Regions from separate parts of the Homo sapiens genome. Here region 1 is linked to region 2. Evidence: read pairs that join two places in POLR2A ChIA-PET (ENCODE). Cell type or tissue: Panc1. All regions are shown on one strand. Links, peaks and the distances in the headings refer to the core of each region. The heading gives the core; the rest is flanking DNA. Region 1 overlaps LINC01813 (long intergenic non-protein coding RNA 1813). Region 2 overlaps EFEMP1 (EGF containing fibulin extracellular matrix protein 1).

Region 1 (4,404 bases), core at 256-4,255, 210 kb before region 2:
CTTACCACATTCAACTAAAATTAATAGTTTGCATGCTTACCTGAGCTTCCTGAGAGCAGTTACTCTGGCTTCCTCATCACTGAAGCCTTAGCATCTCACATAATAATAGCCTAGCACGTGGAAGGTGGTGAATAAATGATTTTCAAGTAGAATTTCTTTGTTCTTAATGAGTCAATAAACAAAATATCACTTAGCCAGAGCCAGTATACTATATAAGCATTGGAAGTCTCTGTTCAACCTGCTGTGTACTCCCCAGACAGTCCCAAAATCCTTGTCATAGTTCATCATTATATGCAAAACCTAGAAAATATTTTGCCCAGTTTTTCTATAAAATAAAACCACATAATTTTAGAATAGGTGTGTGACCTTGACAATCTTATACAAATCCCCTAATTTCACAGATAAGAAATCTGAAGTCCCAAGTAGGTAAGTCAAGGTCATACAGCTAATAAATGGCAGAAAAAATGATGAAATCCAAGGCTCCTTACTCCTTTGCCCATGCCTGGTTACTAGTCCGTGATCCAGATTCAGCTTGTTGAAGTCCCATTTCTTCAGGGGCTTATGAAAGGACTTGGGGGAGCAGTGGTCGTTGAACTGGATTCAGAAAGATCCACCAGTTGCTCTAGTTCTTTTTTCTTTCCGGGGCATTAACCCTGGACAAAAGCTGTCTTAGTACAAGGAGCAAGAAAGGGAAAACGTGATGGAAATTCAGCTAATGAGATATAAGGAGGCCTTTTAGGACAGTTTCAGATTTGTAACCTGCATTCGAGATAGACTACCCTTGGGTCAGATCTTCGGTAGTGACTGAGCTTCAGAATAGAATTTTTGAATTTATCCTGGTCTGAATCTGTGTCCCTGAAAGGATCCAGTATACTCTCCGCCTACACACACGGACACATGCGCACACGCGCGCGTGCACACACACACACACACACACGTATCCCTAGCGCTCTAGCACTCAGGACCTGACACTCAGTGCTAGCATGGTGCCACACAGAACCCTAAACTGACCAGAACCCTAAACTGTCAGTGCATGACTAACACTGCTTAGGCATCTCCAGATATCTTGCCCTGTGTCCTCAAAACAAAAAGAAACCATGTCCAAATGCTATGAAGCTCCGCAAAGGTCAAGATAAACACTGCCACAGAGCAGAGGAGAAGTTGAGTAGCAAAAGCACTTAGGCAAGAGAAAAGACAAATTAATTTCCTTACCAAACTTTTTCCTCCTGGATAGAATGAATGTGATAGATTCTCACAGAACTAAGAGTTATTGCTTCTCTGCAGGTACCAATCTGTGATTCCAGACGTGCTCACAAATTGGTACTATATTCACAACAGTTTCGGAAGTTGAATATTTCATAATGTTAAACAATTCATATTACTCTTAAATTTATCTTTATTTAGCTCTAGACATAAAATACGTGGAGAATACAAAAGTTTTTTACATTGGCAACCAGATGAACTTTCAGTGTCAGAACTGTGAATACTTTTATATTTATAAAAATAGAATTTCAAAATAAATGGCGAATTTCAGTTTTACCTAGAAATTTTATGAGCATAACAATTATTTTATTATGCCTATTGTATTTGTATTTTGCCTATTATTTTTAATAATGCTTTGATATTTTAGGAGAAATATAACTTTTAAGACATATAGTATATAATTTTTTCATATTTATATGTACTCTATTTTTTAACAAAATATAATCAAATTGTGTAGTTTGCATACAGATACATTTTATTTTTAATCCTTTAGCTCATTTCTATAAACAATTAAATTATAAAAAATATTAAGTATAACAACAAAATTAATGATTTTGCTAAAGAGAAAAAATAGATCTTATGGAATAATGCATAATAATTTATTAACTATGCATGTTTTTTGTTTTTGTTGTTTTTTTTGGGAGGGACTCTCGCTCTGTCGCCCAGGCTGGAGTGCAGTGCGCGATCTCGGCTCACTGCAAGCTCCACCTCCCGGGTTCAAGCTATTCTCCTGCCTCAGCCTCCCGCGTAGCTGGGACTACAGACGCCTGCCACAACGCCCAGCTAATTTTTTGTATTTTTAGTAGAGACGGGGTTTCAGCGTGCTAGCCAGGATGGTCTCGATCTCCTGACCTGGTGATCCACCCACCTCGACCTCCCAAAGTGCTGAGATTACAGGCGTGAGCCACCGTGCCCGGCCTAACTATGCATGTTTTTTATTACTCACGCAAACAATAATGGCTTATCTACAGAATACCAAGGCATGAAAAATAATAATTAAACTTAGTCATCTTTAGTGTTTTTCCAACTTTCTATTATATAAAAACCATAGCTTCACCCACATTATTTTTATTTCTTCATTAGGAATGTATATCTGTCAAAGAGGAAAGTCAGAACATGTTTTATTGAAATCGGTAGCTTGATTTAGAACCTTTATGTGTATAGACATATGGTTTGTGGGCCTCTGTTTGTCCTCTCATCCCAGCTGCTGAAATGTTAGGAGCGGCCAGTGTATGAGTCACCAAAAGTTAACATAAAGTGATTGAAGCCCCAAAGTAAGCCAACAAGGAAAGTAGGAAAATAAGTCTCTTCCCTTCTCTTGAAGTCAAGACTCTGTTTTTGTTTTGTTTTTCTTTGTTTCTGTTTGTTTATTTGTTTTTTTGAAAGCTCCTAGTCTCAGGTGGAAGCACACAAGCACATAGGCCATGGTGAATCAGTGTTACCATCTATGAAGTCAGTATCCAAGAAAGACCTACTGAGCTTTGCCAAATGTTCCTAGGAGGACTGGTCTGTTTGGATGGATGTTGTTTGTATCTGTGTTTAAGGGCTCCAGAAAGTACAAGGAATACAAAACAACAATGACACTTTTCATGTTTAGAGGCCCCGCCTGTGGCTTCCATGTCTTGGTTGTCATGGGGACTTGAACGTGCTCTGCCCAGCAAATTCCCTGCCTGCATGTGACTGGATGGTCTCAAGGATGTGACTCTGCAGTGTGTTCATAACGCTGTGGTGAAACATGACTGTTCTATTTTTGGTTTTCATTTCAGAGCCCTCAAAGAGAAATGCATTAATCTTTCATCTGTAGATTAATGTCTTACTTTTTATTTATATTTTATAAATCTTTTGCCATATCTTTTTGCTTCTTCAGTCTCCCAGAACAATCTTAATCGTAGATTTTACGTTATTCTTCAAAAAATATAAATTATTAAAATCTGGTAAATGTTCTCTCCTTGATAATTTTTAGAATTATTTTAAACAATTGGGGCTGCCTGTGTCTGTCTTCAAATCTTATCATCTTGTATTATTAGAAGAGAGTCTTGTATTATTAGAAATCCATTTACCTTGAGAAAACTTAGATAAACAACGAAGAGAGTGACAGCATGAGCAAGAAGGGAACCCTATTTAAATAGTGCAGGTGACTCCCCCTGACCTACCCCCAAACCACCCTCAACTCTGTCCCACTCACAGATCGCATGCCTCAGTGAACTTGAGTTGGGAGCCATGAATCTGCCATGTCCTGGGAACCAAATATGATTCCAGTATTTAAAGACATACCTTCTTCAGGCATTACCCCTAAATGTAAGCCAGCCACATTTGAGACTCAAACAGAGTCAGGATTCAGTCCCAAAGTTAGAGGAAAACAGCCAGTGCTGGGTGTTTGGAAGGCAGCATATTGCTCTCCAAAATACTACCCTCCTCTGCCATTTTCCAAAGGTAATTTTGACTAGTTATGATTTTTACCACATACACCAACTTCAGAAGTAAACCTTTATATACGGTATGAATTATAGTTTTACATTCAGCCCTATTCTTAGTCAGTATCACGTTCATGTTTGATTCACCTATCATATCCCTTGCAGCCCCCAGTGCAGTGCCTCAAACATGAGGTGTTTGAGAAACTGTGAATAAATAAGTTTCCAAGGATTGAGAAACACCTCTCTCTGATGGCCCCTGTCATCCATGTAACAAAGAAGTCACCAGATGGCTACTATCATATTGATACTAGCTAGTTTCTCCAAGTGTGGTGCCCAGATCATCTGCTTCAGAATTAATCAGGATTAGTTAAAAGTATTAAAAGTAAATTCATGGGTCCCACCCTATGTCTCTTGATGCAGTTCCTCTGGGAATGAGGCCTCAGAGCCGGGCCATCAGTGTATCTCTAAAGCTCCTGAGATGATCCTAACGTGCTTGCAGGGCTCAGAACCATTGTGTCAGACACTCTTTCTTCCACTTTAGCCCATTTACAATCTGCAGTATTAGCTACATTCAGCTAACAGTAGACGCTAGGGAAGAAGGGGAGAAGATCAAGGAAAGCAAAACAACATACAAATGTCAGGTCTGTGGGAAAGCTAAACCCTGGGCAAAGTGCTGCACAGCATGTGCTTTCAAAAGCAGTCAGCATCAACGTCAAAATAACTGGCT
Region 2 (4,404 bases), core at 295-4,294:
TTCTGCAGGGCAAATAATTCAGCTAGGGAATTACTCACTTGTCAGCAGATGACGTAGGTACAAAAGAGTAAGGATATGTTTAAAGTCTATATATATATGTGTGTGTATATATATACATATACATATATATATATATAAAACTTTTTTTCAGATATAAATGAATGTGATGCCAGCAATCAATGTGCTCAGCAGTGCTACAACATTCTTGGTTCATTCATCTGTCAGTGCAATCAAGGATATGAGCTAAGCAGTGACAGGCTCAACTGTGAAGGTAAAACTCTTCCCAGATAGTATGGAATAAAGTCCAATTCCTGTGACTGCTGTTGTTTTATCTGATTATGTACCCATTTATGAAAACAAACGCTTACCCATGGGAATTCTGTTCTAAAATCCAGTTAATGTAGTTCAGTTGTTACATTGCCTTTTTAGTGTGTTACCAAGAAAAAGGAAAAGAAATAAAAATAACTGAAATATTAGGTGCAGGCTGGCTCTAATAATTAGAAAGGGTGCTCTAGCATGTTGCGTCTCAGTGTGTTATCCAGTGACCAGGTATGTCAGCACCTCCTGGGAGCTTATGAGAAATGCAGAATCTCAGGCTGCAACCCAGACCTCCTGAGTCTGAATCTACATTCAACAAAAACTGCAGGTGACTGGTGTGCACATTTAAGTTTCAGAATAGCCAAGTGCATGTCAAAACATTAAAATAAAAATCAGGAGATCTGGTTTCTGGTTCTATTCCTGCTACTGTGTGACTTGGGCACATTTCTTGAGTTGCCTGGGTTTCACTTTCCACATGAACAAGAGGAGGGCCATTTAACTAGATTCATGACCTTCAGGGTCCATTGCATGTGCACATTTCGTTATATAATTCAAAAGGCATTAGACATCCTGAGGGGGATGCCACAGACACTTGATGTCCCTGACCTCCTCACGGTTCACTCAGCTTTACACAAAGCTCAAACCCCACCGAGAGAGGCCTCACATCATGCCATTACACTCAAAACTGAAAGAGGCTACCTCAGGACAGCTGCCTCTGCCCTTCTGAGTAAACTGTAGGGACATCACTATTCAGAAATGCAAAGCATTCTTCCCCTGAAAGTCAGATCCTGCCAAGCTGTCATTCTGGAAGCTTGCACAGGTTAGGGGACTTGGCATTCAAAGCTCAAATGAACTTGGCTTCAAAGTCACCCAATTTCTGAGAAGACAAACATGAACTCTACATCCTGGATGGGTCTGCAGAGTCCAAAATGAAGGCCGTCAACCACAAGCCAATTCATTCAGTAGTGTAGTTAGGTCCAGGATTAGCCAAATTGTCAGCAATGATTCAGTAAAAGTCATGATAAGAAAAACTTTTTGTGCTATGAAGTCATAGAGGGAAATAAGCTGATATTGTTAGAATTTGCCTTTTAGCTGCTTATAAAGTTTTGTATTTCTATTTCAGAATTTGCAATATTTTTACTCTCTTTAGCTCACCTCAAAAGTGTATTACTTCCTCTGGACTGTTGAGCAGAACAAAAAAAATATATATGTGTGTGTGTGTGTGTGTGTGTGTGTGTGTATATATGAAACCCAGGCAACTTAAGAAATGTGCCCAAGTCACACAGTAGCAGGAATAGGACAAGAAGCCAGATCTCTTTATATATATATAGGTAGATATAATTTTTCCTCCTTAAAATATAAATAATTTTAATTATATATAATTATTTTAATATAGATATTTTAAATCTTATAATTTATATATATATATAATTTATATATATATATATATCCAAAGTAGTGGTGCACAAACTTTTCAACTCTGTGTCCTTTCTCTTGTCTAATTCAACAGACATTGATGAATGCAGAACCTCAAGCTACCTGTGTCAATATCAATGTGTCAATGAACCTGGGAAATTCTCATGTATGTGCCCCCAGGGATACCAAGTGGTGAGAAGTAGAACATGTCAAGGTAAGTTTATTTTTTTTTTCATATGTTAGGTATTTAGTTTTAGCCAGGAAGAGACAAGAGGAAGTTATAGGATTCTCCTATAGACTTTCATTTTTCCCACTTTCAATATACAATTTAAGCTCTTTTTTCCCCTGTTCATCATAAAATATATACATCTCATAAAGAGGTGATTCTATGCTAATGCCGACATTTTTCGTCCTTAAAAGATAAATAATTTTAATAAAATATTGATATGTATTCTATGTAACCTACATCATCTCTTTGAGATACATCTTCAAATCATCCACTGGAAAAGATTCAGTTATTAAAATGTTTCACCTGTGAGTTTGAGTTTAGAGCATAAGCTCAATATGTGAGTTAAACATACCTCCATCCAGTCTTAGCCCTCTAAAACACAAGGATTATAAATTGCGTAAGAATGTAGGTGCTGAGAAAAGTCAGCCTAATATGTTGTAAAATATAGTTGAATATTTTAGAGAAAACTACTAGCCCCAAAATAGCTAATGACCTTGGGTCCAGTTTCAAAATAAACATTCAGATGATCTTCACACCTATACGTAAGTGGAAGAGGCAGCTCCCCACAATGGTATGATTTCAGAGTTTCTCAGGAAGATCTAAAAAAAAAAAGGACCCTACCTCCAATGTTGCATGTAGTTGAAAATTTTCTTAACAGGGAAAGGACTGTCAGATAAAACCAAAAACGTAGAAAATCCTGGAAAAGCTAGTACAAACACTTAAATTTACACAAAGCAACAAAAGAATGAAAAAATGACCAAACTTGACAGAAAACCTGTTTGAATCCCAGCTCCACTGTATTCAGTCTGCACAATCTTGAACAAATTATCAAACTACTCTGAGCCTCAGCTTCCTCATTTGGAAAAGGGAGTTGTGGGAATTTAGTGGAATAACATACATAAAAATAATTTGTAAACTATAAAGCTTGTACAGGTCAAGGTGTTTTTATGAAATTTACTTACCAATGTAAGTGACCAGTAGTACGTCTTCTGTAGAGAGTCCTTTTTAATCAGAGTTGGAGTGAAGGCACACAAGGACAATAAAGATCCTGTTAAGAAAAGAAAGATCAAGGAAAGGAGACACTGGGGATTCTCAGTCTATATCATGATTTTACAGGAAAATATTAACTTAGAGGAAATCCATTACCTGGGATTTTATAATAGGCACACAATTTTTCGACTAGACTCCAACCACTGAGTATGAGCATAATCAGAATGTAGTTCATTGCACAATGAACATCTTTATAACCCTTTCCAGGTTACTAGAGACTTTATAAATGTTAATTATGGGAAAACATTGCATTCCAATGATTTTACTTACTGAACCCTAATTGAGACTTTCAACATGCATATTACATGCAAGAAAATGTTAGCTAGTGGAATGTCTTAACAAATTTCTCTGGAGTCCTTCAAACAAATATCTATGTGTTTCTGATCAAAAATTGATTTGATGCTCAGCAAAAGACAGAAGCAGATTAATGCACGGTGGGATCCGACCTGCCTAGCCTATCTATGTGGAAACATTTATATCTATTGTAATTAAAGGTGGAAAATGCACCAAAATTGTAAGTGGGGGATTCCTAAATGTTATATATTGAAGATATGCAGCTTCAGAATGTTTGGTTAAGCCAAAACATTTTTTGTGAAAAAGACTTAGCATTCTTCTAAAGTATAAAGCAATTGCTTTCTCCTACGGAAATCGTTCCTTCTGAGCCTTGTCCACAGGAATAAAATGAAATTGAAAGTTTTGGATTCTTAACTTTCTCTAAAAGACTTATTTTGTGGATGAAATAACTGTTCTCATTTCACAGGCCTATACAAATGAAAACTGTGTGTGTGTGTGTGTGTGTGTGTGTGTGTGTGTGGAGAGAGAGACAGAGAGACAAAAGAATACACATACACATAGACACACACTCATCAAATATTTTGAGAGTATTAATTTCTGAAAAATCTTCCAGAATGATTAAGGTGATGATTATGCTAGGCTCTACATTAATGGAAGTAATAAATGAAATTATAAGGTTGTCTTTTGCTTCTGTTGGACTCCATATAACAAATAAGTATTAGTTTTCCCTGTACCTAAACAGCATCTTTATTCTTCAAAAAAGTGGAAAATACTGAAAGGATAAGTCAATTGTGATTTCATTTGAAGAATCTAAGTTTTCTTTCTTCAGCCATAGCCAGCCCAAGAAGACACTTTTTGTAACTGTCTCTTGGAGACTACCTAGCTTTCCCAGTCTGTTCTTGAGTTCCAGATAACTTTAGCCAGTTTGGAAGCTAAAATACTTTTTTTTCCTCCAAAGTCAAGGCATGAATTATTTAGAGTATATGAACTTGAATGAGCCACTAAACCCTTATTTGTTTTTCATCCATATCAAGTGGAAATATCTTTCTCACCTACCTCCACACAGTTTGTGTGAAGAGCAACTTAGTTCAATTTAA

Evidence for each region. Peaks named below come from ENCODE experiments on the same cell type or tissue, not always from the same donor. Only the 100,000 strongest peaks of a DNase experiment are listed, where the experiment ranks them.
Region 1: POLR2A ChIA-PET joins it to region 2 with 5 read pairs; 2 of 35 experiments call an interaction of 5 or more read pairs at or near these places.

The regions. Positions count from the first base shown.
Region 1 is chr2:56,082,816-56,087,219 of GRCh38, reverse strand. The region is part of intron 1 of LINC01813 (long intergenic non-protein coding RNA 1813); the gene reads left to right. All of the region lies in intron 4 of LOC105374690 (a long non-coding RNA gene), which reads right to left. Among named protein-coding and RNA genes, the nearest start is that of LINC01813, 5.4 kb to the left of the region's middle. In Panc1, for the core only: no CTCF peak of the experiment used is centred there; a DNase peak (open chromatin) is centred at 2,599.
Region 2 is chr2:55,872,490-55,876,893 of GRCh38, reverse strand. It overlaps EFEMP1 (EGF containing fibulin extracellular matrix protein 1), which reads left to right. Exons shown (of 12, transcript NM_001039348.3): 8 at 152-271; 9 at 1,829-1,948. LOC112268416 (a long non-coding RNA gene) reads right to left here. Exons shown (of 4, transcript XR_002959388.2): 3 at 2,926-3,011. Among named protein-coding and RNA genes, the nearest start is that of EFEMP1, 49 kb to the left of the region's middle. In Panc1, for the core only: no CTCF peak of the experiment used is centred there; no DNase peak of the experiment used is centred there.